Linked DNA regions of Mus musculus: region 2 is linked to region 1. Evidence: chromatin contacts called from ENCODE Hi-C or POLR2A ChIA-PET data. All regions are on one chromosome and are shown on one strand. Each heading gives the region's core, a stretch centred on a gene start or an enhancer-like site at or near the end of the contact. The rest is flanking DNA. Distances are from core to core; before and after follow the strand shown. Region 1 holds the start of Tceal1 (transcription elongation factor A (SII)-like 1). Region 2 holds the start of Morf4l2 (mortality factor 4 like 2).

Evidence for each region. A loop is a pair of places that touch in the nucleus more often than their neighbours do. ChIA-PET counts read pairs that join two places held with the same protein, here RNA polymerase II (POLR2A).
Region 2: a loop to region 1 is called in a map of left cerebral cortex, with 8 times the contacts of the local background. The contact joins the promoter of Morf4l2 here to the promoter of Tceal1 in region 1. A Hi-C loop is called at or near these places in 1 of 37 maps with a recorded cell type or tissue (left cerebral cortex). POLR2A ChIA-PET finds 5 or more read pairs at or near these places in 3 of 5 experiments (Patski and embryonic stem cell).

The regions. Positions count from the first base shown.
Region 1 is chrX:136,705,649-136,709,649 of GRCm38, reverse strand. Tceal1 (transcription elongation factor A (SII)-like 1) reads right to left here and starts at 1,668. Exons shown (of 2, transcript NM_146236.2): 1 at 1,562-1,668; 2 at 1-867. The coding sequence starts at 840. The coding sequence ends at 343. Gm39536 (a long non-coding RNA gene) reads left to right here and starts at 864. Exons shown (of 3, transcript XR_878248.2): 1 at 864-1,221.
Region 2 is chrX:136,739,685-136,743,685 of GRCm38, reverse strand. It overlaps Morf4l2 (mortality factor 4 like 2), which reads left to right and starts at 2,334. Exons shown (of 4, transcript NM_001168226.1): 1 at 2,334-2,476; 2 at 3,792-3,881. It overlaps BC065397 (cDNA sequence BC065397), which reads right to left and starts at 729. Exons shown (of 10, transcript NR_033324.1): 1 at 1-729.

The sequences.
Region 1 (4,001 bases), core at 419-2,918:
CTTTAAGTATATAGTTTTTAGCTTTTCTTTGCATATTAATATATAAATGTGTTTTCCTTTTACAAAAATGGGATGCTATGCATATACCTTTTGCTTTTATCACCTCACATATATAATGTATATCTTTCCATGCAAATGGATCACACTCAGATTTTAGAAGGTCTGAAAACAAAAACAAAAACAAAGACCCGTGCCAGTTACATGTCAAACACTTGAAATAAAACTGCACAACCTGAATAAAACTGTTACAACTAAGATGGGAAAGGGCATATAAGAAGATGCAAACACAAGGGCCAGGTAGCAAATGCTATTAACAAGCAAAACAATGAAAAGTGGAGCATATTAAATAGGGTAAGGGCGGCTCCGTTTTGCCTTCCAATGCATTATCATCAGTTTGTTTCGTACTCTCTTCATCTCTTCCAACTCATCCGCTGCCTGTATCATTTCTTCATTACTTAAATTTCTGCCATGAATGTCTCCTATGAATTGAGGGCGGATACGGGCCAGTCTTTCTTTGAAGCTTCCCTCCTCTAGCTTGTGTTTGCCCACCCCGCAGGGAGGTTGCTCCATGGGAATACGGTCTTCGAACTGGTTCTTCTGTGAGAGGCACTCCTGCGGAGGACGATCTTCAGACAGCAGCATCTCTGGGAGCAGCTCGGGCAGGAGCTCTTCAGGAAAGAACTCCTCCTCGGAGGACTGCTCCTCGGAGGACAGATCCTCCGAGGATTGATCCTCCTCAGAGCACTGATTTTCAGGAGACTGCTCCACTGCAGGCTGCTCTTCATCGATCTTCAGAGTGCTCTCTGGTTGCTCTTCATTTTCACTGCGCGTGTTTTCCATGTTGAGAAGTTTCTTCAAGCAATTATTCTTGAGACAAGAAAAAACAGAATGGAGTCACAATACTTGGCGGGCTGGATCAACACCCCAGCTACACTTTTCAATCCCGGCCTTTCCCTGATTGGGACGGGTGTCTTTAAATCTTAGCTCACTCAGTAGCTCTTGGGCTCTCCCGCTGGCTGCTGCGCAGTAAGCCCCCCTCCTTCCCGAAAGACCACCATTTTTCCCAGCAGGCCTTGCCACAGGCCTCTCCTGCAGTGACAGGGGCGGAGCGGTGAAGTCCGCAGACTGTTACCTTCGGTGTTCATTCTCAGACCCTGATCCTGTCCCACTGATCATCCTGTCCCACCCTCTGGACCTTGTGGTCCCTTTTGAGGCTCCTAGGTGAGACCTGCAAATCTACAGTTAGACGCCAAACAGGGTAGGGGGGCGGGGATGGGGAAGAGAAACAGAAGCAATGACGCACACCCCCTTTATGTGGGCACCAGCTAACCGCCCCAAAGACAGCTCCCTTGTGGTTCACCTTCCTCAGACCTCACGTCTCCACGTCCTTTGTACCCCACCCCACTCCCAAGACCACCATTTTCTCTACCAAAACCGTGGGCGGGGGGGCGGGGCTCAAGCGTAGTGGAAGATCGGGATTCTGCCTCGCAGGTCCGATCCCACTGGTTAAAAGGCACCTCGGACAATCACCAAATCTAGAGGATCCAGGGAACTTACTTACTTCTGCTTTCCTTCTCGATCAAGGGGTAATAGAAAGACGGGGTCTGGACAGGCAAAAAGGACCGGGATGAGAGAGGGACTTGGGCAGACATAGGCTCCTGGTCACGTGAGGGGAGCGCGTCACAGCTGGGCTCAGATCCCTAGTAACCACTTTGGCGTCCATTTGCCAGCACTTGCCAGAATCGCCTTACCTCAGACACAACAGGAATTTTCACTCACCTCTCTTTGTTTCTATTTGCCTTTTTGTTGTTGTTGTTGTTGGTTACTAGAGGCGAGCATCTAGTTCCCCGGGATTCTTACCTTTTCCCTGCTCCCTTGTTCCCCAGGATTATTCCCTCTTCCCTCCTACTCCCTTTCCACTCTCCCTTCCAGGGTAAAACTCTCTCCCTCGCTACTGAGGCTACAAGCCCCCCACCCCCAACCCCCACTCCCCTGTTTGAGACTCTGCCCTGAAACTTCACTGTTTCACCTCCGTTTCACAAGGCAACATGGTGAGGCCAGATGTGACAGATGCATGTAATCCCAGCACTGGGAGTGGGGGGAGTAGGAGGGGGTGTGTGAGGAGGTGGGGGTGTATAGAGAAGATAGTCTCAAGTTGGAAAGCAGCCTGTTCTCCATAGCTAGTTCCAGGCCAGTCAGAACTACATAGCAATATTCCATCAATAAAATCAACTTTTTCAAGGACAATGGAGAGATGGCTAAGCAGTTAGGTGCACTTGCTTTCAGCAGGATGTCAGTGAGGTTCCCAGCACTCACATGGTAGCTCACGGATCATCTATAGGTCGGTTTGGGGGGGATTCCACCTTCACAGGGAGCACATGACACACAGACAAGCATACAGTAAAACACATAAGATACAATAAATAAATCTTAACAAGGAAACCTCAAGTACTAACATTTGTGCTTAATCCATGTCCCCATCACATCACATTTTAATCTCCTGTCATTTTCTTGGTAGTTACTTTCAGTCTTGTCAATCCATTTTTTGTATTTATTTTTAAGCCCCTCTACTATATCATAAATAGAAACTCTGCGATAAATGAGTGCTCATCCAGTCTGTAAAGTATGTAAATATGATGATTCAGTACTTTGTCCTAAACTAAAATACTCGTGTCCATCTACAAACAAAATAGTCAAGAGAACTCTTGTATTGGTACAGTAGGTCACTTGCTGTGCAATGTGGTATTATTTTCTTCTCTATATCATTATCACTCAATAGTTTCTATTCGTAGGGAAAGAAATAGATTTCATAGAAACCCCAAATTCTTAGTAGCCAGCTCTTGGTTTTGTGGTTGAAAAAGCCTAAATTAATTTGTTAAATCAACAAATAGTTGATTCTTGAGAGATCTGAACCTCAAAAGATAGATGCAGCAGACAGGACATTGCATACTAAACTATGTAATAATTCTGCTGACTACATACTTAGTAGCAGGATTCAAATCATGTACACATCATTTATTGTCATTATAAATGCTACCTGTTTGGGGATGTACCTTTTTTTATTAGCTTTAACCTTTAGCCTACTTATCATTTATCTAGAAAACATGAATGCTACTTTCTCATACAGATTTGTCTTCCAGAGAGGGAATGCTTTTTTCAGTTTTATCCTTCCAGGGTAAGTGGCCATCAGATTTGTGAGGGCTCTGAGACCTACTTTTGCTCTAAACCTAAGTCATTTTGTGATGTTTCTGAACACATTTATTTATATTTGAGATATAAGATCTGCACGGATTTTGAAAGTTTCTGAACAGAAATCCACATGTGAAATATCCACTTTTATGAGATTTTTTTTTGTCGCTTTCCTCAGCATCTGATTTAGTTTGTACCAAAGTAGAAGTTAGTTTGCATGTCTTTAAAACCAAGTTTACCTGTGCTTTCTTTTATCTATCATGAAAGGTTTGTTTTTCATTTGTGTGATTTCTTATTTTTTTAAGAGAAGTTTGTTTCATTTGTTTATTTATTCCTGTTCTTATTCTCCTTACATTCTGTGATGAACACTGTACAGCTTATAAGACATTGCACTGAATTTTTGACATTCAATGTTCATACATTACTGATTAGTTTCACTTACTTTCAGTTGAAATCTGACTCCCAGTTGTTTACATACATGCATTGCCTCTTGCTCTCTTCTTCAGAATGTTACAAAAATGCATAAAATAACAAAAATACCCTTTAGCCTTGGAAGGTGCCCTTGATACTGCGGAAACTGCTAGAATTTATATTTGATTCTTTCCCTTTTCCATCTGTTGAAATACAGTGAGCGATCTTTAGTAGACTTTCTTCCTGTGGCTTGAGTTCTTTATCAACAAAAGTAGATACAATAATAATATCTACTCTGTTGGATCGGTAAGAGTAGTAAAGGGGTCAACGAGTCAATATATGGATAGCACCTGACAAAGTGCTTAGCATATAGAATATGTTCTGTAAGTTAGTAACTCTAA
Region 2 (4,001 bases), core at 1,085-3,584, 33 kb before region 1:
TTTCGCTGCACACCTGGAGAGACACCTTGAGCCGCCCTTGTGGCTGGAGAGTCTCCCTAGGCGCCTGCATCGGAGACTAGGCCTGATCTTCAGGTAAGGTCCGTCACACAGGTGAGCTCCCTCAGGGGGGAACAGGCTTAAAACTGTAGTTAGGAACTAAGAGTTTTAACTGTGTGATGACTCTCACCGTGATAAAATATAACTTTTGGTATATTAAGTACCTACCTTCTCACTCCGGACAGCACAGAACCACTACATAAACCTGAGGGGCCAACACACGTACCTGATAAAAATTTCAAGAGGGGAAAAAAGTGAGCAAAAAGAATATTCTTTCATTGGTTTATTTATGTAGTGACGGGGCCTCAATATGTAATCTAAGCTGGCCTTTAATTTGCGGCCCTTCTTCCTCCCAAGCGCTGATACTGCGGCTGCGCCACAGCTCACGAAGGGTTTTAGCATCAGAATTTAGGCCCATTTATCAATCCTGAGAAAAAACAAAAGATGTGCCAGAACAGGTGACTTTTTTTTTTTTTTTTTTTTTTGCTTAAGGAAATTAACCAGAATTTTCGGATATATAATTCCTTGCCTAGTACTGTTACTTCACAGAACTTGATCTTATTCATCTTTAGGAATTTAAGATATATATATGAGTCAGCCAGAGATTAGGGAGCCCATAAAATAAGAAGTGGGTGGAGCAAAAAAATCAATCTCACAATCCCTGGGAACCAAGCAGTAACTCCTTTGGCTGGGATTTGGTGACATCTAGCGGCAGATTCAAGAGGTTTACTGCTCAGCCAGTGAACTTTCTGGAAAATTGGCCGAATGTGTATTTGATCACTCCGCTTGGAGATTAGGAAAAAAGGTAGGTGAGGCTCACCACCCACAGGAAACTGGAGTTGTCTCTATCACTGGGGAATTTAGTTGCCTATGTTTTCATTAAAATTTTGTGTGCCAATTTAGCGATAAACCTGGTGAGGGGGCATAAGGGAGATTCGCAGTAAATTTGGTGAAGGGCAAAGGGGAGGCCTTGGGGACAGAGAGGAGGGGGTGTACAACTGGAAACTTGAAAGAAACGCCCTTTTACGTTACTAATATAGTTCTGAATCTTAACCATGGAAGAAGTTTATTTTGGTGGACTATAATGTGGGAATAATGATCATCTCTAGGGTCTAAAATTAAATCGGACTGGGTGGAGTGGCGCATGCTTTTAATCCCAGCGCTCGAAGGCCGTGAAGGGACAGGTGGATCTCCGAGTTCCAGGCCAGCCAGGGCTACCTAGTTACAACAGGCCTCAAAAACAAACAAAAAAACGAAAAAAGGCAAAGAAAAGAAAGGAATTTGATTAAATCGGCAGGCCTTTTCTTACAGAAGCCCTTTCCTTTAGATACTAGCACTGTCCTAGTTATTCTCAGTTTTATTAATGCAGTTTGCAAACATAAAAAAGGCAGAAAAATCCACCAAAATGAGGGACCTCGCCTACGCTCACGCGCGCGCGCGCACACACACACACACACACACACACACACACACTCACACACGGCCCCTCCCGTCCCCACCAGGGCAGCACGCCTGCGCACACCCATCATCGCCAGCGCCACGAGGGCGGCTGTGCGCCCACACCCACACTCCACAGCCACGCGAGCCTGCCTGCGCCCGCGTGCGCGCAGACACCCCGTTTCTCCAAAGCATCCAGGCATCCGCCCAGTGGCACTCACCACCCTCACACGCCTCACACCTCAAAACCTTCACCATTCCTTTGCCTTTGGTTTTTTTGGGGGGGCGTTGGTGTTTTTTTTTCCTCTCTCCCCAGGTCCGCGAGTTGCGCAACAGGCTCGGGGGCGTGGCCCCGGGTCTGCCCTCGCTCTTCCCACTCGCGGGAACCTTAGCTCATTTCCGCCTAGCCTGTTTCCGCCAGCCACGTCGGCACTTCCTTTCCCAGCGGGGCGGGGGCGGGGGAGGGGAGCGGACCCACAAACCCATAATGCCTCCCTGCAGGAGAGAAGGCGAGCGCGAGGGGGGGAAAAAAAAAACCCACGGTCAGGGGAACTCTGGGTCGTGAAGACGGGCCACGTGAACGCGCTGCCCTATAGACTTCTGACCCAACGGCTGGAGCGCACTTGGAGGGCGGGCTAAGATCCTAAAAGAACCATCGCCATTGGCGGGAGCCCTCACTGAAGAAGGATGCTAATTGGTTTGCAGTCGGCCCTAAGCATGAAGAAGCAGGTTGCTAGCACCCGCCTTTACTGCGGCTGAGTGTCACTGCTGACGTGGGGGCGGCTGTCCAATCATCTGGGTATGGAACATTCTAAAACTCAGACAAGACGGCTAGGATTGGCTGATGGGCTAAGCCCGCCTCCAGGGTGACGTGTCTGCCTATGGATATCAGTTGCCAGAGAAACCTGGCTTTACTATGGCGGTTGGAGGAGCAGCAGTGATCACACGTCGGCTGCTGGAGAGAGCTGGATTCTCGTTTCAGGTTTCGGGGTGGGGGTGGGGAGGAAGGGTAGATGATTTCCTCTTTTCTTCTTGACTTATGGATAGGATTAACTCGTGCCTTCTCATTCAGGAAAAGCGGAATTCGTATTCCTGCTCGCCAACGCCCAGCTTGGGCAAGGCTCTTTTCTGTGTCTCGGTTTCCATGTTTGTAAAATGGTAATAGTAGCTATCTCAGACGCGGATTCAGATGTGCCTAGTAAAATAGTGCGTGTGAGGCATTCGGTGTGAAGCCTGTCCCCGAAAGGTAGTAGCAATTGTTACTAAAGATATTTCTAGAGGCGATGAAAAATTTTAAATTACGCAAATTTGCTCGATATCGTATCTTTTTCTGTACATCATCCTCTTTCTTAGAAGAAATTATGACGACAGGCATTTATTAAGCCTTCCTGATAAAAATAATTGCTAGCTCATAATTGCTAATAGAATGTGGGGGTCGGAATTTTCCCACATTAAGTCAAAAAGAAAAAGGATGTAGGGGGGGAAAGCGATTGAGAACGACCTCCTGAAGCACATGCGAGGAGTAGGCCTTGTTTGAATCCTGATTCGAGCACACCAATTGTAAAATTTTCTTGAAGACGTATCGGGGATTTTTAAATGCAGGATTAATATTCTTCAATGAAATCGGTGTCAAATTATTAATTTTTTTAATGCTTATGGTGGCGATGTGGTTCTGTTTTCAGAATGCTTTATTTTGTGGAAAGAAATAGAAATGCTTAGGGATTAAATGATGTCAGAAAATGGCTTCAAAATCCATGGATGACTAGGGTCTGCTTCAGGATAATTTCAGCGATAGACAGCGAGGGGAGGGGTATCATCAGGACCCTAGATTAATCATTTAAAGTGAGGGGTGGGCAGATGGGGTTTCCTGGATTTGTCTTTTTTTCCCATGGTATATATTTGAAATATTCTGGAATTCTGAAGTCATTTTTTTCCCGATAGCTTAAAAAACCGTGGGGGGGGGAGCAGTGGGTGGGGTTACAGATGAAACAAGATGGCCTTCAGTTGGTAATTGTTGGAGCTGGATGAAGGATTCGCAGCCGTTTGTACTGCTGTTCTTTTACAATTTTATTTATTTCACATTATCCTTAATAGAAATTAATTAATTTTTTTCCAAAATTGATAAACATACAAGAAAGTACATTTATCTGAAAATAAAACTACAAGAAAAATAGAATTTCTACATTATCAGCTTTGATGTCCTTTGTGTGAGATAAAATTTTATTTACTGATGGAAAGGAAAGTCACCATCTCATATCTTTTTATGTCCTTTTCCATCTCTTTGTTTGACCTTCTAGGTCATCATCAGAAAAGCTAAGTTTGCTATACAGTAAGGATCAGGAGATCTGACCCTGGTTGCAGAACCATTCCTGGTTGCAGAATACAGGGTAAGTGCCTTCCTTCTGGCCTCAGTTTACAGACCAGCTATATCACAACCTTCTTAGATGTGTAGCAGTATTTTGAAGATTAATAAGCTGCCATCTGAGAAAGTGCTTTAAATTCTGAAA